3 separate regions of the Homo sapiens genome follow, and regions 1 and 3 are each linked to region 2. The links are chromatin loops, found by intact Hi-C in ENCODE. Cell type or tissue: dorsolateral prefrontal cortex. All regions are shown on one strand. Each heading gives the region's core, and the rest is flanking DNA. Links, peaks and the distances in the headings are about the cores only. Region 1 overlaps TEX41 (testis expressed 41). Region 2 overlaps TEX41 (testis expressed 41). Region 3 overlaps TEX41 (testis expressed 41).

Region 1 (10,524 bases), core at 4,480-6,979, 66 kb after region 2:
TTTGCTGATGGAGAAATACAGACAGAATTTTAAAATACCTAGGAGTTTATATCATCAATGTTTGATGGTTGTTTGGACAGAATGGTTAGAGTTATCAAGCATATGCATATGAACATTTCTGTATCAGAAAGCAAAGCTACAAGTTAATCTAGGGTTGTGAGGTGAGGCAGAGGAAAGCAGCTCTGTGAGAGTGGAATTCGATCAGCGGAAGGCAGAGAGATTCTAGTAGCAAATTAAAAGCAGCTGGTAAAAGATCATGAAATACTTTCTGCTGTAAATCAAAAGTACTTTAAAATGTATTGAAACAGGAAAAATGGTCTTGAACTGTACCATAAAGTAGTTAGGTTAGCTAACAGAAAGAACTTTGTTAATAGTTGCTGTTAAAAACTATGTGTTAACAGAGAAGGTCATCATTTGTGTTTGCTGTAGTTTAAAGGTTCATCCTGTGTCCATGCAGGGAACATACAGGAACAACTTCTCTTGGTTTGGTGTTTTTCTCAGCTGTCAAAATGTTTACATGGTGGGTTTAATACCCCCTAAATCAGAATCTTCCTTGCTATGGCTTATCACTCATGGACATCTTAATTAATTCTTTGATAATTCAGGCTTATATACCAGAAGAAGTTAAAGATGATAGATACTTAGGAAGAACATATTTCCACTATTGCAGAATAGAGGACTGGATATTTGGCAGAAATCACACATACCTTTTGATCCAGTTATCAAAAGCCCCAGTTTCTGTAGGAGTTTGGATATGTTTCCTAGCAATATTAAATGCTTTGATATCATCAGGGTAGAAACTACAGGCTCACTCTGTTCTGACTAGTAGAGGTAGCTGCCTCTGCTATGATTCAGGGCTAACAAAAGTAGTCACACACCCCAAATACATTCCCCAAAGGTTTTCTCTTACGTGAGTGAAAATTCTCGCTACCTAGGATATTTTGGTTAGAAAACAAAAGCAAGGTCCTCATCTTCTGGAGGTCATTGCTAAACTGTATGTTACCCTGTAAGTCAACAAAGACCTTGGGAACTGCCTTCAATCTTATCCTTTAACGTATCATCATGGATAACATATTCCAATCAGCCAGTTGTAGCCTTGGAAGGCAGAGAGGCACAGCCTTGAGAAGATAAGATATGGGGATAGGTAAGCCAAGGAAAAGCTTTGCCTCCTGATTCGTAACAGTCACAAGAACAGACCTTGGGAAAATCACTGTGAACTCTTCACTCAGGTTAACCCAAGTCTACAAAGACTATCAAGATAAGCAAGCATTTATAAAGATGTATGTTGATATTATAGAAACTTAACTGAGAACACAGCTTTCTTATACCTTGTTTGTATTTTGAAATAATCCAAGATCATGCTAATTCCTTTTGATATTATTTTAGTAGAATAACCATGCAAATTAAGCACCTAGGGGGCAGAGTTCAGTACAGAGGTTAATTTAGTTTTCCTAAAAGTTGTAATTCTGAAAAGTTATTTAAATAAATTTGTATTTGATAAATTTGAATCGTTCACTATACTTACGGGAGAACTTGCAATGTACAGAAATAGCACTGATTTTCTATGAGGTGTATTAACTCTTGACACCATGTATAGGTGGTTAATTATGCATAAAAAAACTAAATTCACAATCCTTTCTCACTTTATCTACACAAAAGTCATTGTGCAGATGAGAAAATTGAGGCTCAAAAAGGTTAAAAGTAACATGGCCAAGGTGTCACTTGAGATGCAGCACACTTGGGATTTAAACCTAAATCTGAGTGTTGAAAGATCATTATTGGGTCCATTATGGAATTATTAATTTTGTACATATTACTTGATATGTATTGAAGATTTTATTTTGTTCTATTCTATTCTATTCTATTCTATTCTATTTTGAGACGGAGTCTCACTCTGTTGCCCAGGCTGGAGTGCAATGGCATGATCTTGGCTCACTGGAACCTCTGCCTCTCAGGTTCAGGTGATTCTCCTGCCTCAGCCTCCCTAGTAGCTGGGATTACAGGTGCCCACCACTGTGCCTGGCTAATTTTTGTATTTTTAGTACAGACAGGGTTTCACCATGTTGGCCAGGCTGGTCTCTAACTCCTGACTTCAGGTGATCCACCCGCCTTGGCCTCCCAAAGTGCTGGGGATTACAGGCATGAGCCACCACACCTAGCCAGAGACACTTAATGTCAGAGATGAAAGTACAAAAATTGATACAAATTGGAGACAGCTACTACCTTCAGAGAGATAATAGGCTAATTAGAGAATTAGTATATACAAACATGTAGACATATTAAATAAACATATGCAAATATACAAATTATAAGTCTGAATTGAGCATATAAAATGGTACATGATTATATTAAGAAATGTGAGAAGTTCATCTTCTTTCCTCTATAAATGTATAGGTTCTTCCACCAAAGACACTACAGGCATATTCTGTTCCATACAAGGGCATGGAATCCTGGACATAAGGGCATGGCATAGAATAGCATCATATTGGGCATCTTTTCTGAATGGAGCTGTACTTCCAATATGGTAACCTAATACCAAGTGTGTCAGCACAGACGTTGAGAAGCAGATGCCAAACCAGGGTTTGACATGTGAGATCTGGGGAGTTAAACTTTTCTATGGGTAAAAGGGAAGGGAACAGGAGTAGGCAGAAACAGCTTTTAGATCACAAGTCTGGTCTGATACCTGTAAGAAGATAGAGAAAAAGGAGATTTGGGAAGGAAGAACTTCAGACCATGGTGCAGTTCTGAGAAACCCTCAGTCAGGCTAAAGGGAGCAGTCATGAGTCTTACAGAAGCAGGCTGACTCTAGTTCCCTCACCATCTCAGGAATTCGGGGAGCAGCCAGGGGAAGTGTGGCCTGGAAGTTCACAGAGGAACCAGCTGGGCTGCTAGACCTCTGCTCCAGGTTCCCCTGAAAGAGATCTGAACTGTGCATCTCCATGGCTGTCACATCTAAAATCAACATGGCCAGGCATGGTGGTGCATACCTGTAGTCTCAGCTACTATGGAGGATGAGGGGAGAAGATAGCTTTAGCCCAGGAGTACAAGGCTGCAATGAGCCATGATTTTGCCTCTGCACTCCAGCCTAGGCAACAGAGAGAGACATCATCTCTTAAAGAAAGAAAGAAAGAAAGAAATAATAAAATAAAATCAACATGAGACAAGGGTCTGTGGAATGATATCTTTACAGTATCTTAGCATACTTTATAGTTCCCCTAATTGGAAGTGAGTAGGCCTACACCATGATCCTCCCGTCCATCTAAGGCTAGATCTCTTGATCTGCTTTAATGTCTGATATATGTTTTAATCATAAAACGGATCTTGTGTTTGTTTGTCCTTCTGAAAAAAATCAAACTCTTTGTTGGAAATCAAAAGATCTTGGGTGGCAAAATTGGATATTATTGGTATAACAAGAGGCCATGAAGAAATAAACAAAGGAAAGCAAATGCTATGGGAGGCTAGTGCTCATTGGCCAAGAGGGTAATTGAGTATTTTATTGGCTGACTCATACCTTAAGAAATTACCTTGTTCAGCGCTAAATGAGGTTTGCCTGGTGTCTTATCAACACGTTATCATATGCAACAGCAAACCTTCATTGATCGCCTATTGATTACACAGCTTTTTTCCTAGACCTGTGAATTAGAAAAAATGACCATCCTGAATACTATTAAAAATAACCACTCACACTTGTAAAGAGATTTGAAATTTATGGTGCATATTTATATATGTTATTTTCAATACGCGAAACTGGTAAAACTGGATATATACATAAGATACTTGTATTCTAGCTAAATTTTGATGAACACTCTATGCCAGACAATGTGCTCAGTGTGTTCCATGAATTATATCTAACCAATACAGCAGCCCCAGGAAGTACCATTATTTCCCCATTTTACGGTTGAGGAAACTGATAATCAATCAAATTAAGTCACTCACCCAATCTCACATAGCTAGCAAGGGAAGGAGCAGGAAACTGAATCAAGATTTTATAGCTACAAAGTGATTGTATAGCTACAAAGTGACTGCTTATAGCCAATCTTCCTCCACCTTAAGTGATATCTAAGAGTAAAGGCTAGTAGATGGCACATACTGAGCGATTGCTTCAAGTAATTAAATCCACCAGGAATTCAGAGAAAATGATAATACTGGGTCCCTTCATTCTTGTAGAAACCCAATAATATTTGTTGAATTAATGACCAAACAAAGGGAAAGATTAAATGCATTCACAACAATGGTAAGTTAGTAAAATCACAGATATGATGACAGAGACTTTCCTCAGTCTTTGGGTCAGCTTAACCAAAAGACAGGAGAAGGAATGCCTGAATTCCATGAGAATATAAATTATAGATGGAGGAGATTATTTGATATTATTAACTAGATAGCCTAGTACTCAGCTACCATTTACTTAATAATTTCTAATTGTCATACACTGTAGTAAACTATATATATATAATTTTAAATATTTCTCAAAACCCATAATCTGAGGTTTACTGTTCCATTAAACACAAACGAAATACTCAGAGAGATGAAGTAACTTGCCCCAGGTCAAAGAGCAAATAAGTTGCTCAGCCAAAATTTAATTTCAAACCAAAACGATCTCTCTTTTTACTGTATGGCAGTACCAAATTTCCAAAGAATTTGTGAGTTCTCAATGACTATATAGAGTAGCCAGCCAATGTCCACACTGGACCATTTAGTAAAGAACACAGAACTCCTAAAGAGAAATGGATTCTGGAAGTTACTCAGCTGGCTGTCGTGTTTCAGTCTAAGACACCCTCACAATTATGATATGCCAGTAGTTGCTACCATATAACAAAATTCAAGATTAATCAAATTTTAACCTTGGGAAATATTACTTAAATCAATAGGAAGGTCATTAAAGTCACATTTTTCCTTTAATTCCCTTCCTCCCCAAATAAGAAATAATGTTAGGTATCATGAAACATTTGGTAAGATGTCCCTCAAAATATCGCCAGAGTTTGTACCCAGTAATTCTTGACAAAACTGAAGAACCGTACAATCTTTAGACATGATTAGCCTATTGTTCTCATTTACCAACCTTGGTTTTATTGAAGTATGATTAAATATATTTAGTGAATTCATTCAACAAATATGTATTGAGCACCTACTACATAAAACCTATCATCAGGACAGGCATGGTGGCTCATGCCCTGTAATCCCAGCACTTTGGGAGGCCATGGTCAAGAGATCGAGACCATCTTTGCCAACATGGTGAAACCCTGTCTCTACTAAAAATACAAAAATTAGCTGGGCATGGTGGCACGTGCCTGTAATCCCAGCTATTCAGGAGGCTGAGGCAGGAGAATGGCTTGAACCAGGGCGGCAGAGGTTGTAGTAAGCTTAGATTGTGCCACTGCACTCCAGCCTGGCAATAGAGTGAGACACCATCTCAAAAAAAAAAAAATTCTATCATCAACTACCCTGGAGGCAGGGAAAGGGTTCAAAGTCTAATATGGTATAGCATCTGACCTCAGGGAACTTTGCAATTTTATAGGGGAGAAAAGCTATCTACAAGTGGATATAAAAGAATGCAGAATTTGAAAAGTGCCAAAACAGTAGTACACAGAATGCATCATAGGAACAAATAAGCACTCTCAACTCATGTAAGAGATATTACTTCTTAATGTAGAAAATATAGAAAGTTTCAGGGGTTTCAAACCCAACTCCTGGCACCACAGCTGTATAAGTTATCTATTATTGCACAACAAATAACTCTAAAATTTTAGTGGCTTTAACAACATTTGTCATATTATCTTCTGTCACATGCATATCCAGGTGCAGCTTAGATGGATGTCTCTGCCTGAGATTTCCCACAAGGTTGCAGTGTCTTCTGAAGGCGCTACCGGGAAGGATCCACTTCTAAGTCTCTCATATGGTGGCTGGCAGGATTCAATTATCCTCAAGCTGTTGGCATGAGGGCCTTAGTTTCTCATTGGCCACTGGCTTGAAGCTTCCCTCAGTTGCTGGCCAAGTAGGCCTTTCTGAAGGATGGCTCCCAATATGGCAGCTGGCTTCCCTCAGAGAGAAAGAAGAAAGTGCGCATGAACAAGATCTAAGTCACAGTCTTTATGGCATCTAATCTCAGGAGCGACATCCATCCCTTTTGCCATACTATGTACAGCATATATTAGGAAGGAGCACTCTGTAAAGCCTACAGACAAAGAGCAGGGATTACACAAGGTATGAATACCAAGAGGTAAGATCACTGGGGCCATCTCAGAGGCCACGCCCCACAATTTGTCTTGAAGGGTAGGTAGAATCTCAGCTGATAGAAATACAAAGAGTTGGAGGGTGCAGGTTTCAGGAAAAGAATAAGCCTATATGCAGAAGTGAGGAAAGAAACATAGAGGTTTGCTTGAGAAGAGCAAGAAGTTACTCCAGCCTGGTGGAAACATGAATGCATAACAAATATCAGAAAACAAGTCTTTGAAGTAGGTCAGGTTTCAACAACGTTATGCTGACAAGTTAGAGCTTTATTATTTTAGATTTGGTGAATTGTTGATTTTTCTAACATAACAGTAACAGGAACAGAAATGTACTTCAAGCTAACTGACCTGAAAGTCCTCTGAAAGGTGGACTTGAAGTGTGAGAGTTTGTGGAGGCGGAATCATTTAAAGGAGCGACCCTAAAACACAGCTACTATTAGGACTCAAAGCAGAGCAGCAGCAGCAGTGGGAGGGGGAAGGAAGGGGTCAATTGAAATAGCATATTTTATGCCTTACTGTGCGTTCCTATAAATGAAATTTTTTCAACTTCTGATTCTCAAAATACCTAATATTATATGGATTTTCAAAGGTTTTTCAGTTTCTATTATTCTTTCCCCTAACTCTTTCATGCCCTGCTTCAGGGCAACTGTTACCTATTGAATGTCATGCTAGCAAAAACATTTGATCTGAACCTTGCCCATTTGCCCCTGCTGCCTCAAAGCAGGAAACACATGACCTGTCTTTGATCACACTTTTTTCCTAAAATGAAAACATCCTCCAATATGTGATTCTTATAAAAGGTGAATGTTAAAATTCGGGGATAAACCACATTTAAGCCCAGGGACTCAGTTAAAGTTAATGAAAACATATCAGGATAAGAGAAGCTGTTGCAAGGTTTGGGGGCTATTTAATTCTTTTTCAAACATCAGAAAACCTGCCCAGCCTCAATATAGACAAAAGCTGGAATGAGTGCTCAATTAGTAGCAGTTTCTCAGCATTTTGTCCAATTACCTAATAAAGAAAACGAGAACCTCGGTACATAAATTTGTTCCATTATGGAAGCAACCTTCGGTGAGTAAGCTAGTCAGCTTTATTATTCAAATCATCAATGTGATGCTTGTAAGATGAAACAAAGGCAGCTCTTTAATGATAAATATTACAATACAGCTACTTTTCACATGTCTACACACACACACATTGTGAACCATTCATTGCAGTATAAACAAGAGACAACCAGTGACAATTCAGATAGAAGAAAAATAGAGACAGCCCAAAACAGAACAGATTATCCAGTTAGCACTCTGACATTATTGCTGCTTTTAGGGAACAGCTGACTTTAGTCATCAGTTTCCATCATCTGTTCTATTTCTTTTGCAGACTCTTGCTATAGAACTTTTCACAAAAGATGCTGGGTAAAAATCAGAAATAGTTAAAAGTCTGGGAAACAATCCTTCAAATTAGCTCCTTCTCTCCCTTTAATTGCAAGAAGGGATGTAGTTCTTAGGAGGGTCTGTCCTTTGACAGATTATTCAGCAGCAGAGAGGTGGGACTCTCAGGTATCAACAAGGTCACTGCCAGATTCACCACAGCCTGAGTATCCTGGAGTGCTGCAGGCTCGGAGCAAAAGAATGAAGACCCCGAAACAGCTTAAGAGATAAGCTGCTAGGACTGAAGTCAGGGTCAGGGCTTCTGGAAACATAAAAGCCGACACATATCACCAGAAGTATTACAGCTAGCACTACTCACATATGTTTTTGTATTGGTCTCCTTACATTTGGACACTTTTTTTTTTTTGCTCTTGAACGCAAAAAAATGAGTTGTACACATTCCAACAGCATCCTGCAGCCAGATTTGCCTGAACTGAACAAATACCTTCCTCAGAATCCCTATCATCTTTGCAGACCTCAACTTCTACACTGCTATTCATCTTGCCCTAATTCTCCTTAATTCATGCCCAGTAGCCCATCATATTCTAGACATTACAATAAACATCATGGACATAAGATATCTACTTCTTATGTCTTATGCCTGGTAGACCTTCTTCTTAATTACAAATAGCATATGACTTTTCCTAAGATCCTTGAAATCTACTGTATGCCTGGCCTTAGCTCTCCTTATACCAACATTTTTAGATATCTCACTTCTTTTACTTACAAAGCCTCCCTAAGCACATTCCAAGTAACACTATCCTGAGCGACTCAACACACAACACAAAAATGACACGGTCTCTGAAACTGTAATATCTATTCTTAATCTCACAATTCATCAAGGAGCAATGCAGTGACAGTAAAACAGTCATCCAGCTTAAATAATGCTACTTTATCTTCAACTGCTCAAGTAGCATTATTTCAGCAATCATACCCACAAATTACCTGACATCATAGAGTCTTATTTTCTCCCACACTATCCAAATGAACATGGAAAACTATTTGTAAATGTTTTCAAGATGTGGCATGATTTCCCTAGATTTCAGAAAAAGCCCACACCCTAGCACAATAGATGTCCATGAAAGACACAAGTGATTTAATCTCAGCTATTTTCAAGTGAAGGAAAATACCTTGTGGACTCCTTATCCGCATTCTATAAAGTGGATACTGGATATATTATTTTTATGTAGTCTATGAATGTGGTCATCTTAAGAGATAAAATGCAGAAGGGTAACATGGATTGACTACTATGCTTGTCTCTGACCTCTCATCATGCAAACTTTCTTAGAAAGCAGATGACAGATTGTTTGTGAGCCACACTTCTTCATAGCTGGTATCCTCCTTTGAAATGTTGTCATGTGATATGGTTTGGCTGTGTCCCCACTCAAATCTCATCTTGAATTGTAGTTTCCATAATCCCCATGTGTCGAGGGAGGGACCCAGTGGAAAGTAATTAATCATGGGGGCGGTTACCCCCATCCTGTTGTTCTCATGATAGGGAGTGAGTTCTCATGAGATCTGATGATTTTATAAGGGGCTTTTCCCCCTTTGCTCAGCACTTTCCTCTCCTGCCACTTTGTGAAGAAGGATGTGTTTGCTTCCCTTTCCACCATGATTGTAAGTTGCCTGAGGCCCTCCCAACCATGTGGAACTGTGAGTCAATCAAAACTCTTTTCTTTATAAATTATCCAGTCTCAGGTATCTCATCATAACAGCATGAGAACAGAATAATACATCAGGTAATTCTATTCTGCAGCAAAGTAGATGAAATAGTAAGAATAGTTACTCACACATGAAGGATTTTCCTCAAGGGCAATCATCTTAACAAGCATTTTTTTTTCAAAATTAGCTATCTGCAGTTCTATTAAAACACCACGACTCTCACCCTGCTCTCTTTACCCCAAAAGAAAGAAAGTAAAGATAGATTCCCATTAGAGAAAAAGCTTAAAAGGCTAGAAAAGTCCAGGCAAAATTCTCCAATATTCTAAAGTGACATAAAGGTGCCAACATACGTTTGGTCCTCGATACATAGCAGTGTAACATTGTGATTTCACTAATTATCCTGACACTTCTAATATGAGCAATTATTTCCAAATATTTTTCAGAAAGTAGGCATTTAATGAAGCTTCCTTGCATAGCTCCCCAATTAGAAGAGGACCTGCTAGAGATGGATTATTTTTAATCGAATGACAATTGATAGTTGGGAACTGGTCACAGGTAGGTGTCCTCTTTTTTTATAAGAAATACTCTACAGGCATTAATGAATTTCAATCATCTTTTCATTATAGTTTAATGTTTTAAGTTAGTTTGGCATGTAATAATGCCTAAATTGTTGTGCTAGTACATACTGTGAACATCATCCATGAAGACCAGCACAGAGGGCCACTTACACTGTTCCATAGAAGAGGGACCATTTTTGAGTTTTTTCTCATTTACTAAAATAGCATAGTACTTATTTCTAATAATATTAGCTGATATATATGGAGGATCTATAACGTACCAGGATCTTTAGATGTATTCTAATTCTCAAAAGGTGGTATTATTGTCCCTAATTTTACAGATGAGAAAGTTGAGGCTAAAGAGCACTGCTTTCCAGACCCAGATCTGTGAAATCACAAAGTTCACACTCCTCCTATTTCCCTCTGCTTACATGAAGAACACTTTAAAAAGTCCATTAGACCTTTAAAGAAAGGAAAGTAGGATGGTGCCAAAGATTACATTTCCCCAGGCTTATCTAAAGAGACCTTAAGAGTTCACCATAGTTTTTTTTTTTTTCATATATTTTGCCAACTTGAGCCCAGTTGAATTCTGTGCAGCAAACAGGTGAGACCATTAACGTAGACATAAATACACACATTCCAACACATATG
Region 2 (10,524 bases), core at 5,304-7,803:
TCCTCTCGCTAAAGAACAGACACTCTGCAGAATCAGAAGGGGATTTCTGGGTGACTTGATGGGTCTAAAAATCAACTCTTTAGCCACATCTAGACTCCACACTAGATGTTTGACAATCGGACTTTATGCATGCTTTGTTTGGGAACACAACTGTGAATACAACTTAAATTATAATTGTAACTTGCAAGGCTTCAGGGTGTTTTCACTCGCATGCTTTTCCCTCTACTGAATATTCCTCCTCCAAATATTTGCATGGATCACTCCCTTACTTATTTTAGGTACCTTCTTTTGATCATATCATCAGAAGACCTCATTGACTACTCAATATAAAGATAAAAATCCTTCTCCCTCTTCTAACCCAAATAAGATTCACAGATGTAGGGTCCTGGGTGGGAGGAAGGGTGCCCAGTTATATTTGAATTTCAGATGGACAACAAATATGCCATTTTTTATATAAGAATGCTCCAAATAATGTTTTGGACATACTTACACTAAAAAAATTACCTGGATTTATTTGGAATTCAGATTTAACTGGGTGTCCTGTATTTTACCTGGCAAGTCTAAACCCACCCCAATGTTCCCTTTTCTCCTTCTATTTTAGCTTTTTCCACAGGATACATTGCTACCTGACTTGTCACGTATTTATTAGTTATTTTATCTGTCTTCTGAGCTAGACTGAGGGCAGGAACACCATCGTATTCTAGCACCAAGAACAATGCCTAGCATGCAAAGATTTGTTGCATAAGTGGAATGAATGAGTGAATGAATGTTGTTACACTACTATGTAGAGCTTGGGGATGTGGTCTGCTTGCTCTAGGATTATCCTCTTCCTCTGCTACTCCATCCTGGCCAGAAAAGGGCAGGTTCTGAAGGCCTGGTTTGGCAGCTATAGGCTTCTCGGAAAATTCTGCTTAAGCCTCCCCATTGTTCAGGCTTCCTTACCAAGCCCTAGCCAGTCAGTTTATTTTTTTTCAAGTTTGCCTGGTGCTTTATACAGAAACCAAGGAGGCGGAGTGGTTTGGAGATTCTTAGTGGGCTGTGTTTTCAGAAGGAAAAATCTTGTTGGATAGTGAATGTCATTCTGAATTTGTTCAATGTCAGAGCAGAGCTCACAGAAAGTGATTGTTTATGTCTGACACAAATCTTTATTATGCAATTGAAAATGTTCTCAGTTACTCTAACTTACTTTTAATAAAAAGTTTAATGTGTTATTTCTTCCAGACAGTAGATAAAAAGATGTCATGCAATATTGATTTAAAATCAATATTTTAAAGCAAGTTTGCCCTTTTTTCTAAGTCATTTTTTTCTTTGAAGATAAATACACACCTTCATGGACTTTGTGTATGAGTATATATTAAGATTACTTTATGTCAGGAAGTAAATTGCTATTCTTTTTATTTTTAGGAAAAAATATTATCTTTCCATTACACATTAACAATGAGAAGCAATGTAATATATTATCTAATTGAAATTAGTGTTAACATGTATACATCACATAAAAGTGTTCATGAACTCATATTTAGGTATAACCTGAAAAAAAATCTGCCAAGCAAAAATCATAACATATGAAATTCTGTAGTTTAAAATATTAACTAGAAAGAAGATTAAAATGATGAGAATATAAATGATTTCATAGTACTCAAGTTCATTTTATATTTAGGGAAACATAGGACATAGAATAAACATAAAAATCTGCTAAGGATGGTGTAATTTTTAAATTACAAAGTTTCAAGTTTCTCAAGTCCCAAACAATGACTAGCACTTTGAAGTTAACAGTTACAATTTAAGATGCAAACAACAACTATTTGCCAAAAATAATCCACTAATACTGAAGTTCTAGCTTAACTACTAAAGTAAAAACTCAACTTTTTTCTTTCTTTCTTTCTTTCTTTTTTTTAAGACAGAGTCTTGCTCTGTCACCTAGGCAGGAGTTAAGTGGTGCAATCTTGGCTCACCGCAACCTCCACTTCCTAGGTTCAAGCAATTCTCCTGCCTCAGCCTCCTGAGTAGCTAAGACGACAGATGTGTGCCACCATGCTTGGCTAATGTTTTGTACCTTTAGTAGAGATGGGGTTTTGCCATGTTGGCCAGGCTTATCCTGAACTCCTGGCCTCAAGTGGATCCACCTCCCTCAGCCTCCCAAAGCGCTGGGATTACAGGCATGAGCCACCACACCTGGCCCAAACTCAACTATCTTTCTATGGCTTTACAAAGAGTTGGTTTTCCTGCCATGTATATTTCCCAGGTAGTTCCACCTTGTCTCTATTCTCTAATATGTTTTATCTTGAAATTTCAAACATAGTTCTTGCTCTTCAACATGTCTTGCTTCTATTCATCACCAAGGGCTCTTCCCAAACTCACTGTATCTTTGAGTCCATAAATAACCTGATCCCCATCTCAACTCTGGAAATCTGATTTCACTTCTTCCTTTAAAGATAATATAAAATCACCTTTTAACTTTTAGTTCAACCATATATAGGCTTCCATATTCTCCAAGCATGTTTTTCTCTCTCTGAACATTCCTCATGTTATTATATTTATAATAAAAAGATTGAAAAATTTATTAAATAATTACTGTATGCCAGGTATTTTCTATGCAGTTGATAAATTGTAACTAATTTATTCCTAACACAACCTTCGAATGTAGGTCCTATTATTATTTCTTTTTTGCAGAAAAGTAGCATGAGGCCCACAGAAACAGAGTAACTTAGAATTGAGCCTGAGAGTATAGTTCCAGGGCCCTAGCTCCCACTCACTGAGCTCTAATGACTTCCATTGACTTAACATGCATGCTTCCCCACCTGACTGTGAAAGCCTAAAGTTCAGTGGCTCTTTATTCATAAGCCTTGTATCTCCAGTGCCAGGCATAGTTCCTGTATCACAGTAGGAATCACATAGTCTTGCTAAATTGGAGGGAAGGAAGGATGGAAGGAAGGAAGGAAGGAAGGAAGGAAGGAAGGAAGGAAGGAAGGAAGGAAGGAAGGAAGGAAGGATTAAAGCAAAATATTGTGCTTATTTAGACAACTCAGTTGGTATTTTATGCTTTCAGCATCTTCTGAGACTGCTCATCTATTCTACCAAAGACAAACAAAAAGCAAACAAATCAAAACAAAACTTTCACCCACCCAAAGCAAATAAATGAACTTAAGTTCTTATTTAAGTATAACTTGTTTCTTCTAGGACACTGAACACAAGACACCTAGAGGTTAACACACTATGCTTTCAGTCAATCTGTTACTTTTAAAATGTTTATTAAATACATATTGAGTCAGCCAGTTCACAGGGTGTTTGCCCTGTTCTGTTTTCTTTAATGAAAAAAAATCTTCTATCATACATAATTAATTTATTAATTATATTAACTGTCAATTGTCTGTCTTACCCTTTTGACACGTAAACTCCACAAAGGTACACTTCCTTGCCTTATTCCCTAATGTATTGTGGGCACCTACAACCATGCCTGACATAAAGTACACATTCAATAAACATTTATTAATTGAATGAATCAGTGTGAAAAGTTATAGAAGCTGAACAGATCATGGTGCATTTAGCAGGGAATGGAATTAGCAGAATTTGGGGTCCCATTGGAGACATATAGTGAAGAAAAATGTAGAATCAAGAGTCACTGAAAACAGTGGATGATATTACCAATAACCCAATGGGGAATACAATAAAAGAGAAAAAGAGTTTGGAAAAAGAAGTTGGGAGTTAATTTTGACCAGGTTTAATTTCAGTTCTATGTAGAATATCCAGGAGAATTCCAGTAGGCAACCAAAATGCCTCACTACCTCATTACTAGCAGGCAAAGGCCATAAGTATCAAAGTATTCAAACCCTAATAATGAACATCAGTATTTGTGATTGAGTTTATAGTAGGTGATTCCTTGCTCCTCAGCCTTCTGCTGTGAAACTATAAATAGGTTGCACTATACAAATGAAAAAATAAGATATATTCCTTAGAATTCAGTGTGTACGTGCATTTATGTGTATTTGTGTGTGTGTGTGTATGTGTGTGTGACTAATGTAAGATATTTTGAGTATAAAGTAAAGTGCTACTTAGTTTATTAATAGGAAGATTGAAGGGAGCCAGTTGATGGCAGTTTTTTTTTTGTTCTATCCATTAAGATCATGCTCACTAATTTAGAGATAAAATAGAGAAAATAGAAAGACTTTCAAGACAGAAAATATTGCTAAGACAGGATGCAAGAAATGAAGAGAATTTATAGTATCAAAACTACAATTGAAAATTGAAATTTTGGCAAGGAGTAAGGACAGTAGAAAGGGGCAAGAGCAGATGTACAGAGACCCTTTAAGGAACATAACAATGTCAGTGGTGTACAAATTGTATTATATTGATATTCTCAGAAAACGTAAGGCAAGTGCATCAGTCAGAGTTCTCCAGGGAAACAGAACCAATAGGATATATATACCCTATGTTATATCAGGAGCTTTATTTTAAGGAATTGGCTTACAGGATTGTAGAGGCTGGCAGGCCGGCAAGTCTGAAAGCCATAGGGCAGGCTGACAGGTTGGAAAGTCAGGCACGAGTTGCTGTTACTGTCTTGAGGCAGAATGTCTTCTTCTTTGGAAAACTTCAGTTTTTGCTCTTTTTTATTTAATATTATACTTTAAGTTTTAGGGTACACGTGCACAATGTGCAGATTTGTTACATATGTATACATGTGCCATGTTGGTGTGCTGCACCTATTAACTTGTCATTTAACATTAGGTATATCTCCTAATGCTATCCCTCCCCCCTCCCCCCACCCCACAACAGGCCCCGGTGTGTGATATTCCCCTTCCTGTGTCCATGTGTTCTCATTGTTCAATTCCTACCTATGAGTGAGAACATGTGGTGTTTGGTTTTTTAGGGCCTTCAGATGATTGGATGAGACCCAACCACGTTATGCACGGTAGTCTCCTTTACTTAAAGTCAACTGATTATAGATGTTACCCATGATCTGACAATGCCTCACTCCATGTTTGATTAAATAACTGGGTCCTATAGCCTCACCAAGCTGACACATAAAATTAACCATCACAGCAAGATTATATCCAAAATTCAGGTTGACTAAAAATACAAAAGATTCAGCTGTTCTAGTTCCCAGTGTGTATCTTACTATTTATTGAAACAGGTGGAGGAGGGAAGAATGTGAGAGAGAGAGTGAGTTTGTGTATGGAAGACACTAGTTGAGGAGACAATGCGTAGTGAGAACATAAAGCAGAGAACAGTGGAAATCTAGAATATCACTGGCCCAGGAACCAGAGCACCTGGTTTCTGCATTCCCCATTTGTTAGTTATTGTAATTTGGTCACCAGTAACACAATTTATCTGACGCTAAATGGAAATATCTATAACTGTTTCATACACATCAAAAGATAATTTTTCAAGTCAAATTAGATGAGATGTGTGAGTTATTTTACAAAATAAACATCTTTATATTTACACATATATTATTACCACTATCAAGACTATATAAACGGAAGTCTAGGTTACTTCAGTAGAGATGGAGTTGAGTGAACATGTGAACTCAAGAGATATGTTACATTCAACATTTAGAACAGATTGTCACCAAATGCCACTGTCACCAATGCTGCCCACTGTTCCCTCAGCTTTATTTATTGAAGCTGCATGATTAGAGATCACTGTTCTCATTACAAAGCATCAATATCCACTTTAAATTAAAACTATGAGCTGAGTGAATATGCATTGCATCTACCAGGCTATGGTGATCAATATGGAATTAACATCTATAAGTTCAAATGAGACTTAGAGTTAGTCTCTGAGTGAAGATTTAGCAACAAAGATTGCTGAGTGTTTAATCAAAAGGTGATTCATAGTTTTAATCCTACATTATTAGTCCTTCTTCTAGCTTTAGGAATGTTTTAGTAATCAAAATGTCAACATGGAAGACAAATAATTTGAAAGTCTTGAGTTATTGGAGGTTCACAAATTAAACAAGCAAACTACATTTAAGCATAATTAATAGCATATATAGCATTGTGATTAATGAGTTGCAGGAACAGCAAGAAAAATACTTTCTTTTTTCCCAATAAAAAGAGAAATATCTATGTGTACATACTATTCAAAGTATTTATGGATCATTACTACGAAAATGGGAAAAAAGCTTCCAAGCCCAAGTGAAGTGCACCAGCAATAGGGATTAAAATCCATACAAACCTGAAATAACACAAATAAAATCTGAGTTAAAATACATGAAAATACATATACTAGCCAGTAAGTAAGTTTGCTTTTACCAGCAAAAGGATTACGTCTTCATAATAGTCCTTTAATAGCTGAATTTCTAGTACATTTAAATATTTATTTACAGATTATCATCTCTCTGGTATAAAAGCTAGAAGATATCTGAGGTAGTATATAAGAGTTGGAAGTCTTAATTAAAGTTTTATAACAGAATAAAGATAAAGCATGTCTAAAACTGAAATGCAAAATAATGAAGAAAATATTTAAATTGTACTCAAAATTGCCAAAGCATTTTCACTGGGAATGAAGAGTAAAGTGAACTTCATGTACATATACTGATCCAATAGAAATCTTCCTTAACTTGAATTCTCCAAAAAAGCAGCCTCAGGAGAAGGATTTGTGGATAGGCACTTTTATTTTGGGAAATTCCTCCAGGAAGCAACTAGCAATGGGCGCTGGAGAAAGCAAAACAGGAAAGGAGGAAAAATATTATTGAACTGAATATGACTGTGGAAATGGGGGCTCAGTGCTACCGGGGACCCTCTGAGAAACCGTATAGAATTCACCCCAGAATTGTCCTCCTGAGATCAGTCTAGAGGGCAGTATTTCATCATGGTTCCAACTTCCCACTCGTCAAAGGTCTATTGAAGCCATGGATTCCAGACACTTCCAGTGGGGCACATGCCCGGCCTTTTATTCTGCAGCTGCACAGAAGCCTGGGGCAAAAAGCAAAGGAAACAAGACAGCTGATGTGGGACATTATCAGGCTCACCGGCTCCTGGCTTCAAGGCAGGGCAATGGCCAATAGGTGAGCTGCCAGAGGATGAGATCATGCAATGTCTCTAAGGGGTTGGCCTTCTTCAAATATCGCTGGCACAGCATAAAGCCAACCTGGATGGCAACATGTTTTTAGAAGAAGCTTTTTTCAGAGAGATCTGCCCCAACATTTTAGCAGAGTTAGGTAAATAGACTCATGGAACTTTGGATCCAGAAGTTATCTTGGAATACTTCTGGTCAAGACATATGCTTTTATGTATTAAGAAAGAGAGGCCCTAGATATTTTAAAACCAAATGATCCGGAGCAGGATGAAGTATAAGGTTTTTGTTTTTTCCCCCCTAATCCAGAGCTTCTCTCTTTTTATTGCATATTTGAGATTCATTTGTGTGTTTCTCTACAAATATTGAATGCCTTCTGGATACTTTTGCAGGCACTATGCTAGATGCTGGGGACACAGTGGTAGAAACCAGACAAGGTCCCTGCAATGAAAGAAAACATGGGGAGGGGAAGGGGGAAAAGAGAGAAAGAAGAAAGGAAGGCAAATTTATAGTTACAACTGATGTTAAATGCTTTGAAGGAAAAATCCATGGTGCTAATTTGTGACACAATTACCTAATAATCACTGAACAAGCCTTACTCATTGGATTCCACTACCAAGTTCTGTTTATCTGTCTCGTTAGAATAATGTCATTAGTTTTTTTTATTTTAGTTTTTTCGCTTTTTGTTTTTGCTTTTGTAGCATATGCAAGTCCTTCTAACAAAGCCCACAAAGAAACAAAAAATATAAATCAGTTTTGCCTCAGGATAGCAGAGCCTGTAATACATTTTATTTTCATTTTCCTCCATCTTGTAACTTCTCTTTCCTCCACTTTTATACTATTATACTTTCTTCTTTTCCTCCCGCCTCCCTGACCATTGGTTTCGTTTTTCAACATTTGTTTCTTCTTCATCATTTCAATGTTGTATTTTCCTGGGCAGGTTGTGTTGCTTTTTTCTCCTCCTTTTATCTTCTTCTTAGGCAGCCTTATTCATTCCCCATGACGAACCACACACAAAGTTTCACTGTTGTATATCTGTGGTCTAGATCTCTCCTCTGAGCACCAGGCCTTGTATCCCACTTCTCTCTGGATACTTTCACTTGGATATTTCAAAAGCAATAGGTCAAAATGAAACACACAGTTTTCCTTCTATCCTGGCCTTCTTCCTCAGCAACACTCTCCTTCGCCATTGAAGGGCATCTCAGGACACCAATGCACAAGTCAGTTGCCAGGGGCATTCTGCACATGCCTTCTCTTAAACTCCTCCATATCCATTCCATAATAGAAAAACATTTATTGACACCTTTCTGTTCTTTTCTTTCCTCTACCGACATCCCAGTCCAAGCTCTCATCCTCTCTGTCTTAGACTACTGCAGCAACCTCCTATCAAAGGTAGCCATTCACATTCAATGTGGTTTTCCATACCATATCCAGATTGCTCTTTCCAAAATGAAAATTCTAGCTATATTCACCACTTGTGTCTTTTCCCCCTTCTCCTCAGTAAAATGTCAGTGACTTCCACTGCATTCAAGTGAAGGCCAAATTCCTTCAAGTGGCCACAAGATACTACCTAGTCTGGCATAGGGAAGCTAGGAATATACTCAACTTTGTTTAATAGTGTTTGGTTATAATGCAGTCAAAACAAACATTCTCTGCTTTCCTCACATAAAAGACATAATGCATGGATTCCTAGAGGTCTTGTCACAATTATAAATATGAGTAAGCAAATTTTATATCTTTTTCAAAAGATCAAATCTCTCCAACAGCTTCTGGTTTCAATATTTGTTTCTCTCTCAAGAGCAAAAAGAAACCCATTAGTAGCCACATGCTCAGAATATTCAATGGTATTAATTATATCCTATTTAAATGGAAAGTAAAATAATCACAAGAATCCTGGAGCCATAATTAGTGAAGACTAAGTTTCTGGTTGTTGCAGACCTGTAGAATCGGAGAGGAAAGTGTGGTGGGGAGAGATGAGGAAAGAAAGAAGAAGGAAAAGTTGTAGAAAGAAAAAAACAAGGTAATGAATAATCTGGTCAAGATTTCAATCCACTAGCAGCATTGGACATACCAGATCTTGATGGCAACATTGGACAAGGTTCCCCTCCAGAGATAAGGCCTATGTCCTGAAAAAGGGAAAGACTAGGAGCCCAGTTCATTCACTATCTTCTTAATTTTTCACAAAGCCAGTCCACAGTGTGACAATTTTCAGGTCGTGATAAAAGTTGCCATTGGGCTTGGCATGGTAGCTCATGCCTGTAACCCCAGCACTCTGGGAGGCCGAGATGGAGAGATGATTTGAGGTCAGGAGTTCAAGACCAGCCTAGCCAACATGGTGAAAACCCGTTTTTATTAAAAAAATAAATAAATAAAAATTAGCCCAGTGTGGTGGTGTGCACCTGCAGTCCTAGCTACTCAGGAGGCTGTGGCAGAAGAGTCTCTTGAACCCAGGAGGCAGAGGTTGTAGTGAGCCAAGATCATACCACTGCACTCCAGCCTGGGGGACAGAGCAAGACTCTGTTTCAAAGATAAAAATTTAAAAAAATATATTAATTAAAAATAAAAAATAAAAGTTTCTGTTGTACTCCTGAAATAATAAGACTCTTATAGACATTAATATGAAAGAAAGAAATATAAGAAGGAAAGGAACAAGCCTTATTTAAGAAAAAAAATTCTGCATACACCTAAAATACATGCCTCAAAAAAGATTGCTTTCTTCCTACTTTTTCTCTTTCAAAATTTCAAAGGCAGGACAAGTTCCCATAACAATAAGAAATAGTTTTTTAAAAAACTACAATATAAATATGTATTTTGTGGTCTATGCTAAAATCTGCTTTTTGAGTCATGCTTCATGGTGACTGCTTTAGAAATGTCAGTCCACAACAGATTCAAACTTTATCACTCAAACTTTCCTCTATTGCACAAGACTGAAGTGGTATTCGTAGATCCATTTTTATTTCTTTTACTAAACTACTGCTGATTGCTTCTACAATTTAAAAAATTCCAAATATGAATGAATATTTAGTATCTTTTTCCCTTTTGAGTGATCAATGTGAAAAAAATACAAAATTTAAAACAAACAAAATGGACTTTTCTCAACACCAAGAAGAAGTCTCCGGAATTATCTTTAACATATAAACATCAATAGAAAGATTTAGAAAGGTAATTCTGTTGATCTCCTTAGGCTGAAGTGAAGACATTAATTATTTTACAAATGACAAATCATCTTGATTGATTTCCTCAACCAATTAAATTTATTAGCTCACTTTCCCATATTCCACCTGATTCTCTCTCTAGAACAAAAACTTTTAACTAAATGAAGGAACTGTCAAAAAGAAAAGTGAGAATATGCTGCGTTCATAAGTACTTAATACATGCTGACTAGCTATAGTTTTATCTATTGTGTGTTCTATATGTATTGTGTGTTTTCAAAGTTGCATTTTACATTATTGAATGAAGGTTGGCTTGAATGACTAGGGAAGAATGTATGAATTAGATCCAGAGTAA
Region 3 (10,524 bases), core at 4,717-7,216, 340 kb after region 2:
TCCATGTGGCAGTATGTCTCGCTCACTGGTGAGGAAAAAGAAACTGGGACATGCAAACACAGCTCATGTGTTAAGTACTCTCCTCACGGCAGCAGACCTTACAGTATCAGAGTGATAATTAACCTTTACCAAAGAAGACTTCATAGAAGTCCAATACATTAATTTGCTGATTGTTCTTTTCCTGCTAGAGACATAATCCAGAGTTCACTTCCTAGTCATAAACATAGACACAATATAACTTAATAGAGTGCCTGCTCTGGCTAATGGCCGTCAATGCACTGAAAATCCCAGAGCTTCCAGGACTGTATAGTGTATTTCCCAGGATACAGAGAGACTCTATGTATCCCTCCTTTTCAACAAGGAAACAATGGTAGAACCAGACTGGACTAAGTTTCTGTGGGTTCTGTTTTCTGTAAGTCACTGAGTTGGTACCAATGTGGTAGGCAGTTGAAAATTTTTCTAAAGTTATTGCGGTGAGAAATAAATAATGACAGATTAACATATACTCCACTCACTATGCACCACTTAATTATATTATGAGGACCCAATATTTGTTTGTTTGTTTTTCCCTGCTTGCTATCCTAACCCTCAAAAGAGCCTTTCTTCCACTCAGGGACAGACCTCTGTTCTCCTCCCTGTATACACAACATCTTATAGGTGAGGCCTCCACAGAAATCTTCCTGGGTCCTTTAGTAAACTCACATGGCTCACCAGGCCCCTATATTGGAAACCATTACTCAGGAATCATCATTACTCAGAAATCACAGCATGTGCAATGAGGCCTTTGATTAATACAAGTTCTTGGTTATGCAGTACAATAAAATTATAAAAGGAAAGAAAAAGTGATTTAACTCTATGGACTTCAGTTCTCTCATCTGCAAAAGTACTACTAAAAAGTAACAGCATAGTTCCTTGTAAGTCTAAAGTTGAGATGTTTGTTATGAAATGTGCGTTTGCATAGCTAAGCCCAGAGTGAAGAAATGACAAAGTAATCAAGACTAAATTCCATCTAATAAAAATTAAGACAAAACACTGAAAATCGTTGATGCACAAGGCAATTTTGAGATGAAGGAAAAACTCAGTGTTTCCTCTCCATGTACTACCACTTTCTTTTTTGCCTCATGGGAATTATCATCATATGGCATCAATCTTTCCCATCAACTGACTAAGTAGCTCAGTTTCTTAGCTTTTTCTCACTATATATACTTTGTAGTAATTTCCAGGATTTAACCAAATTTCATTTCATTTCAGTAATATGCTACTCCCTATAATCACCCCAGCCAATGGCTCAAACACTTCCCCCATGGATTTCTCTGGTTTGATAGATTCAGATGTGCTCAATTTTGCAATAACTTTCTTATGACTTAATTCAAGCAATCTCTTTTAATATCACTCTAAATAGATTCAAATCTAGATAATGTATTTTTTAAACCCCTTTTTCTCTTTTCCCTTTCCCAAACAGTAACATTGTTGGCTTGGATTCTTAAAATCTATTCTAGCAAACTGTCTTCAGCTGGTTTACAGATATTACCTGTTGCCACTGCATACTAATTTTCTCTACCTGATATCATTTGTTTCAGTTTTTTAATAATGTTCCTGACTCATAAGTCAAACTAAGTCACCCAAGCTCACTTAGGATCTCTAACTACAAATACCGGCTCCCAACAATTCTCTCACCATACAAAATCAACTCATATTTGAAAACCCTTACTAAAAAGGAAATTAATGAACACAAGCATTAATGTGCCTTCTTCATGATATTTATAGCAAAAGGAACCACATTTTCCATGGATGATCCTTAAAGGAAAAAGTTGCTATATTAAACACTCTATTATAGTTTCTTATTAAATATTTTCCTGAATTTTTTCATCTTATGCCACATTCACAATGACTCTTTAAAGAATTAAAATCTTGCATTTTGATTACCTCCTTTTTTACATTTAGCAAGAGATTACAGAGCAGATATTGTTTGACATTGAATCTCTGTTAACCATGTCCTCCACTGGAGCATAGTTGTACACATTGTTTCGGAGCTAACATAATGGGGAATATTTTCAAAGAGGGCTGTGTTTCAAGCCAGATGGTTTATCTGCTGAAACAATTCTCCCAGTAGAGAAATAGTGGCTGCACAGTTGCAGTAGTGTTCATAAGCCTAGTGCAGTAGATTCATTTGGCACCCACATTTTGGAGTCTAACAAAAGTGTGGTTTGTGTGAATCTCAGACTCAGACGTTCATAAGTGAAAAGGAGTTTTCTGCAATTGCACATTGTGCTTTATTGTAAAGGCAGCAGTGTGCTATATCAGAAACACAATATGTAAATATGATATTCTTTTAAATATATATTACTGGTTTCATGCATACAATGCAAAGGAACAATACGAGGATAATTGCTTCAGAGATTATCACAGATTGGCACAAAAAGAGCCAAGTTGCTATTACTTGTGTTAAAAACAAATATATTATCAAAATTCAGGTCTGCTGAATCTATTAAAACTTGAAAGACAGAAAAAGACTAGACATCTATTGTATCTTGGGCTCTTGGCAAAGATCTACTGTTACTTATGAATATTCTATGAAATAGAACTAAGTTTTCTATTGATGCTGTGATATATGGCTCTGCCCACCTTCTCAGAAAGCTCTTGACTTAAAATCTCGATTAAAATCTCTTGATTTTGAAGGAGGCCTTGGTGAGTCACGGTGTCAGCTTCTCTACCCGACAGTGATCTTTAGCGGTATTCCCATGCACGCTAGGAATCTCACCCTCCTTTGTCATAGGAACAGTCACTTCCCTGTATACTAATACTGCCCACATTTTAAAAATAAAACAGAAGAGTTAGAGTTAGATTCCAACAGGGGGTTACCATGCTCTGAAACGTCTCAAGCATGTACAGGGATGGGAAAATCCCTGAGATTCCAGAGATTTAAAAAAAAAAAAAAAATAGCACATGGGAGGTTCTAAATAAAGTAAGTCTTGGGTATGTTGGGGAAGTTGGCACCATTCTTGCAGTTCTTTCCCTCAGAGACTATTTTTGCTTAAGTTAGCGAGCAAGCGAGTGCGAGAATGTATGTGCATGGATGTGCCCTTTTGTGTTTAAAAAACTCAATGAATGTTAGTGACATTTTATTTTCTTGCAGAATAAGATATCTTTTTAAAAATATATTACTTTCCTCTGAATCATTTTTATCCCTAGTATATCTCATATCTCATTAATTTCATTTAAACAAACTATGTTATCCACTTCAAAACTTCTGGAGGAAGAAAGGGATTTTTTTTTTAACTAAACAGTGAAAATAAGATTAGAACTACAAGTCACAAAGTGAGTTAACACTTTCTTCACACATACACACACACATGCAATTTCTGCCCCACAATAACACAGGAAGAGAAAAAGATCAAGGTAAAGACTAGAAGCTTAATATCCTGAAATCAACAGGTTAACCTGAAAACCCCAAGACCCTGTAAATGTTCACATATTAGCTTTAAAGGCTATCAAAGTTTGAAAAATCCAGATCAGAACACTTCAATCCAAGTTAATGTGTATATTAAATCCAAGCAAATGTTAGAAATACAAGCCAAGATGAAAACTTTTACATCACTTTTTTTTTTTTTTTTTTTTGAGACAAAGTGTTGCTCTGTCGCCCAGGCTAGAGTGCAATGGCACGATCTCAGCTCACTGCAACCTCCACTTCCCAGGTTCAAGCGATTCTCCTGCCTCAGCCTCCCAAACAGCTGGGACTACAAGTGTGCGCCACCACACCCGGCTAATTTTTGTATTTTTAGTAGAGACAGGGTTTCACCATGTTGGCCAGGCTGGTCTCGAACTCCTGACCTCGTGATCTGCCCGCCTCAGCTTCCCAAAGTGCTAGGATTACAGGCATGAGCCACCATGCCCAGCCCTACATTACTATTTTCAAAACATTATCTGTGGGCAAATCAACATGAAAAATATAAACACCTGCTAATTACCTACATTGCTTTGGAGGCTACCCAAGCTATTTCAACACTTTGCTTCATCCTCAGTCTTGTATACGCTGCATCTTGATCTCTTTGAGTGAAGATTTGCCGATACGACATTTAGTACAGGCATCGAATGTGCTCAAACTGGCAGAATTGTGGGATTTTTTTCAAGTGACTGCTTTGGGGGATTTCTCAGTTTTCTACTTTTCTTTTTTTAATTTCATGAATGTTGTCAATTACAGGCAGGCAACTGGTGGGACATTGTGGTGTAAGATATGCAGATCTCACTGCATTCACAATAGAAATTTGGAAATATTTGCTAAAGAGTCTAACATTACATATTTGAAAACAAACAAAGAAAAATCTTATTAAGTTAGATATTTGATGCTTCAACTGTTTGTGACTAATTAATGCCACGTATCTTTAAATACTCCCATGTCCCAAATACCAGGAAATCTGCCAGGTGTCTCGACATATCATTGGAATGATGTCCTTGTTTGCTATTGACATTTTATATCACTTTGAATGACTTTACCAAGCAGAAACCGTAGCGTATATTTTTCCTATTTTTTTGATAGACAGTGTCATCAAAATTATATATATGAAATCCAGGAGGGGGAAAAAATCTGAGAGACAAGTTGAATCCAATTCAAATATTTGTGTATCAAGAGCAAATTGGGTATTTCCAGAAAGTGAGCAAATTTAATTATTCATGAGGCTCTGGTTAAGTCAGCACATCTCTATCTTAACCAGATCCTTTCTAGCAGTTTGCATAGTAACAATATAAAGTACAATTAAGATTTATAAATATATGTCAACAGAGACAAAAAGATTGGTAATTCGGTAAATCAATATATTTGCAAAATAATTTTCCTGATGCAATAATTCTCATATTTTCAAAATGGATAAACAAAAAAAATTGTTCAACAATATTGTGAAGCCTTGAAGGATATTCAGAAAATCAAGAATCAGAGGAAAACTAGGGGATTCCTCCCAACTATTTCCACTGGAGTAGTTACAAGTGTCTAAGGTAATCTTTTTCTTCTCTCCATCTTACTATCTTTTAATTATACTGATTTTCAAAGAAAGAACATCTATCATTGCTTACATGAGGACAGTGGTTGCATCATCCCCTACTTCAGTATATTTTTTCCTCTCAAAACCATGACTCAATTTATCACAAGTTTGAATCTGAACTTCCAAGCAAAATAAGTCAGGAAAAAAAAAAAAAAGAGCGAGCTACCCAATCCTTTAATATTCGAGTGATTTTTGGAATGCACACATTGTGTGCTCTGCATGAGCTCTGTGGGTCTCCCTCCACACTCAATAAAAGTGAAAACCACCAAATGTTCTCTCCAATATCATATCTATGATACCCTTCCTACATAGTAATTCTAGAACAAACCTGGTTTCCAACAGGGATGTCTCCAGGCTGTACCAGTCTGCCAGGATCTTTCTGGTTAGACTCTTCAGACTCTGATCTAACTCTGCACTCTCCAAGCATGCAAAAATATAGCCACAGAGACATGAGCCATGCTTCTCCATGTGGGCTGAAGTTTCCAGGTGGCCTGTGTATGTTATGATTGTGCCTGGCCTCAAAATAAAAACAAATTGACAATCCCTTACCTCCGCCAAGCCAGTGCCAATTTTTAAATAAAATGTCTAGTGGTGATTTATTGCCAATGCAAACTGCCAGACTGGCAGCCCCATTTACCTACTAAAACAGACAAATCAGTAAAAGCTATGTCAACCTTGCCAGTTTCCCCATGTATGTTCTAGAAGGCATTCCAAATTTCATGTTTGTTCTGTTACCGGCTTTTTTATTTGTGTGCATTGAAAAACAAAATATCTAGATGACCTCAATGGCTTAAGGAAATGGGCGTTCTTTCCTTGGGTACTTTCTAGGATTATCCAAGTTCATTTTCCATAGATCACACGCTCCTCATGCAGGTAGAATTGTTGATCATTTATTAGCTGTCTTGAATATCAAACAGAGACACAGAACTGAAAGAATTTCTTTCCTGCATGTAATATCATCTTAGAGGCCTGTTTCCTATCACTTCCCCAGGGAGCAAACACCTGCCTTGGTTTTTCTCAAGAGACTTCTCTTCCTTATTCCTCTCAAACTTATAAATAACAGAACCTGTTGGCTAAGGTATGATTTTTTAAATGTCGATTTAGGTCATGTTTGGTTGTATCCATCCCTTTTATTCCCTATCAAGCTGATCTATTCCTGCCAGAATAAAGTGCATGAGATTTTTGTAACGCTCTGGTCAAAAGCACCTCCTCCTATTTAGGAGTAGCAGTTCAAAGAAGACTGCTACATATAATGTACTTTAAAAGAAAAGAAAAAATCCAAAGTCATTAATTCCTATTTATTTAACATTACAGACAGGCTGGCCTGAAGAATGAGTCTTACTTAAGCTGCCCAAAGTGACTAGTTATCAAGTCATTGAGAAGAAATTTTTTATGTCTCATCTCAATGCCTCTATGTCACTTGTACACAGACCTCAGAATCGTCTATATTTCATCAACCATTTTCTTCATGTATTATTTAATAAACTGCTTAAAGCATATCTAATTACAAACATTTATTATAGAATTCAACCCTAGAAATGTGTGAGAATATGCTAAATTGTTTGTTACCTAAAGTTTTAATGAGAGTATAATACCTCCGGCCCATATGCTTCAAGAACGTTATCCTTAATTATGTAACATGGGTATTTTACTGATATCTGTTAACTGCTCAAGCAGCTGTGGTTTTCTGCTTTTTTACACAGCTCAGGAGGAGCAGCAAGTTCAGTTTCCCCTTTTTGGGGGGTTGCAAAATCCATGCCCCAAACAGGTGTGTGCAATCACGAACCACAGTGATGAACCCAAACTGCTCCTTTCTAAAAATTCCACCAGCCGGTGACACACACTAGTCAAGGTTGCACAACCTTGTTTTCCACCAGTTATTTTGATGATTCATTCCCCCGTGGGGAGGTAACTTGCAGCCATTGTTACTTTGCTCCTGTTTCTGATAATTAGAGGAATTACTTCCTCATTTTGATGATTTCTCTTTCTCCCTCTCTTGCTCTTGCTCTCACTTGCTCCCTTTTTTTCTTTTTTTTTTTTTTTTTTTTTTTGGTAATGAGTCCTGATCTTTTGGAAGGTGCTACTGGACCAGGATTATGAGAGGTGACACTGAAAGAAGCACACACATACACGCACACATACACACACCAGAACACTTCAGTTGTGAACACTTCAAGTTGTTACCGCCTTGCAGGAAATCTGCCTGGATGATACATAATATAATCAATCACTCACTGAAAATATAAGAACGCAAACCAATAAGCAAGTGTTGCCCACTTCCAAGTAGTGACTTTGGAAAACCTTACATTGATTCTACTGATTGCTCAAGAAATTTTTATGGAATTGCCATCAGAGCCTTCCTCATGTTGTTTTAAATGTCAAATATAGCCATTAGTCCTCTTTAAATGGTGGATTTTATTTTTGTAAACATCCAAAGTTTATTCAGAGCCAAGTTTGATGTTAAATCGACCAAGTCTTCTTTTAAATAAAAATAATTTTGATCACAAAACAATAAAATTTAGTTATGTGAAGAATAAAAGAATAAATCCAAAGAAAATTACAATAAAAAGGGACAAAAAGTTTTGAACAGTGGCAAATATCACTGGGTTAAATGTAGTTTTCCCAACATGACTACCCTGGAGAAGATGACATCTTTCGGTAAGTTTCAGATGCTTGCTAAAATTATATAATATTATTTGCCCTCCTATTTCAGTTTCCTAGAAAACTGAACTCAACTTATTTTATCCCGTGTTAAACAACAATCAAAACAATATAATCAGGATACTGTGTAGAAATTTTTTTCCTAATTTATGGCACCCAAATAAACACAAAAGCACATCAACCCATTTCACATTGCTCCAGAAATACGGATTTTCTTTGTATTTGAAAGCAATGTGTCACAAGAGCACAAGACATGGAATGTGATAATCTGAATATTAGACCCTAATTTGCCACTTACTGCCTGTCATCTTGAGCCAGTGACTAGACCTCCATGAACCTCAGTTTTCTCATCTTAAATTTGAAAACCATTTACAACCTTGCACAAGTATTGTGAGGAGCGGCTAAAAGTCAAAAAAAAAAAAAAACTCAAGTAGAGTGCCTGGCACTTAATGAAAACCTAAAACATGGTGACTTCTATGATAGTTGTTACCATTGCACACCAATGTGCTTCACTGAAGCATGAGTTCCTGCAGGACAAGTGCCATGTTTCAATCATGTCATCTTGCTGAATATAACTAAAATTCAAAATTGGAAATAAAAAGTTGAAGATTTTAAATTGAGTTTATTATAAAAATAGTCCAGGGGCAAGCATGATCTGGTTTAATTTATACTATACCCCAGGTTCACAAGCAATCAGGAAAAAAAAAAGAATATCATTACATATTTTTAAATACCTGATTTCTTGATCTAACCTTTTCTTGCTCTCTTCAGTGTTTAAAGAAGCTTCTTTGTTATCAATGCAAAATTATTTCATTAGAAGTCATCACAAACTAATCTTAAGCATGTGACTCTAGCCAAACTAGGTAGATTGAGTGGATAATGGAGCAGAAGTCATAGGGTAGCTCCAGATGGGGAGGTGGTGGGAGGAGAACTTTGGATAGGAAGAACACTAAGCCACTACTTCTATAATTCTTGGTAGCTGCAGGGGTGTGGGCTTGGTAAGGGTGGTGGAGCACTGAAGCAAAGTCACACTTCCCCAAACACAAACTCAGTGGGGTGAAGTCTCCTTTTAACCTGCCCCAGACACAAACCTAATGGTTGGTCCCCACAAATCAACCATGAAAAATGACTCGCATAGCTACTTAAAAATCATACAAATAAATTAATAAATATCACTTATCATTTTATTTTCCCATGAATTTCCTTCTTTTCCTTACACTCTATTTTTCAGAAATCAGAAGACTCTGAAAAGAAAATAGCTCAAAGATGAGACAATCTTAGGCTCAGTAGACAATTTACAAGCTGTCCTTTATGAATCAGAAGCAATTGCTATAGCTGTATAAATTTAAAGGCAGAAAGACGGACTGTCTCTTTCAGTGAATCTTTTACTACCAAACCTAAGAAGTTTATCACCACCCTATAACAACCAACAGTCAAGTCTGCTGAACCTTGTTGGATGTCTAGTCTACACCAAAAACAGAAAAGGAAATTGCTACAGGTACAAAGTGCATGCTCCACAGAATGAATGATGGTGCTTATGGAGCCCTTCAAAAGGATAAACAACAAAATACAATATATGCAGGTATCTTCAACTCTTCGCCAACAGAAAAAGTTCTTGTAACTGCTCACTGCTGCAAATTACTAGTCATACTTCTCAAGTACCCAGTTACAAAGAACACAAACAGTACCTTCAAGTTACACATAGGTACCCCTTTTTTAGAAAAGTTTGCCTTGTCATGGCACTTAGAGAAGAAGTTAGATAATCGTATTTAAGAGAATTACAAACAAGGAACAGAAACTTTGGACTTTTTTTTAATCTTAGGTTGGAATCCCATGACCCAAGATTTTGCAAGTCCTGAAGGAAATTCAGCTCAGGCAACATAGAGTCTTATGATACATTACCCTGCAAACTCTTAGTAGTTAAACCTCTGATTCACAAAGAAAAATAAGAATACCAATAAAACAGAATCTCAGAATTAAATAGAAAAGGAGAAATACACAGCCCAGCCCACCTGATAGTTCATTGCCCTCTATTCTCTAATCTTATAGTTTGGGACCATGCTCTTGTAATAATACCTCTCATCTTTTATTTATGTATCTCTGCCCTCCAGGCTGTGAACTGCTTTAGGCCAAGGACCAAATCTTATACTTCTCTGTTAACCCCAATTCCTGGCACAGAAATTGGCCCAGATTAGATAGTTGGTAAGCATTTATTGTATAAATAAATAAAATGGTGACTAAAGCTTAGTCTTTATAAAGGGTTTATCTGTGAATAATAACACATTCTGCAATTCGGCAACAAATGCCATCATGATAAGTAAATTTAGCTAAATCTTTTACACAGAAGCAGATGGCTAGGCTGTCTTTCCTTTCCCCTGACCATTTTGACATTTTCCTTCAATGCTACCCAGTCATCAGTGGATTGCCATCATGGGGGTCTTAAGGGTAAGGACTGAGGAATGAATGGAGTGGTAAACCCCTGTAAGACTCATCTGCCCATCCTTAAAGTTCTACTGCTCTAATTTTACTACTGAGCTCTTAATAACCAACCCCTCCATCCAAAATAAAAATACCATTTATCCCACTGTCTACCCCATCTTGCTTAAGGGCAGTTCTATCCTTTGTTACTCAAGCCAAAAACCTTGGTGCATCATTAACTTAACTTCTTTTCTCATATTTCATATTTAATCATTTAGGAAATCCTGTTGATTCTACCTTCAAAATACATATATAGTCTAACCACTTCTCATCATGTCCACTGCTACCAACTTGACCTGAGCCACCATTATCTCTTGTTTGGTCTATTAAAACAGGTCTTAACAGATAT

The links. Peaks named below come from ENCODE experiments on the same cell type or tissue, not always from the same donor. Only the 100,000 strongest peaks of a DNase experiment are listed, where the experiment ranks them.
Region 1: it touches region 2 in a loop (4-fold over the local background); 3 of 110 quality-filtered maps call a loop at or near these places.
Region 3: a loop joins it to region 2, with 3 times the contacts of the local background. A loop is called at or near these places in 3 of 110 quality-filtered maps.

Annotation. Positions count from the first base shown.
Region 1 is chr2:144,972,975-144,983,498 of GRCh38, reverse strand. All of the region lies in intron 3 of TEX41 (testis expressed 41), which reads right to left. Among named protein-coding and RNA genes, the nearest start is that of LINC01966, 96 kb to the right of the region's middle. In dorsolateral prefrontal cortex, for the core only: no CTCF peak of the experiment used is centred there; no DNase peak of the experiment used is centred there; H3K27ac peaks cover 1,259 bases.
Region 2 is chr2:145,040,019-145,050,542 of GRCh38, reverse strand. The region is part of intron 3 of TEX41 (testis expressed 41); the gene reads right to left. All of the region lies in intron 3 of LOC100505498 (a long non-coding RNA gene), which reads right to left. Among named protein-coding and RNA genes, the nearest start is that of LINC01966, 160 kb to the right of the region's middle. In dorsolateral prefrontal cortex, for the core only: CTCF peaks have their summits at 6,590 and 6,789; a DNase peak (open chromatin) is centred at 6,892; H3K27ac peaks cover 1,961 bases.
Region 3 is chr2:144,700,410-144,710,933 of GRCh38, reverse strand. All of the region lies in intron 1 of TEX41 (testis expressed 41), which reads right to left. Among named protein-coding and RNA genes, the nearest start is that of TEX41, 38 kb to the right of the region's middle. In dorsolateral prefrontal cortex, for the core only: no CTCF peak of the experiment used is centred there; no DNase peak of the experiment used is centred there.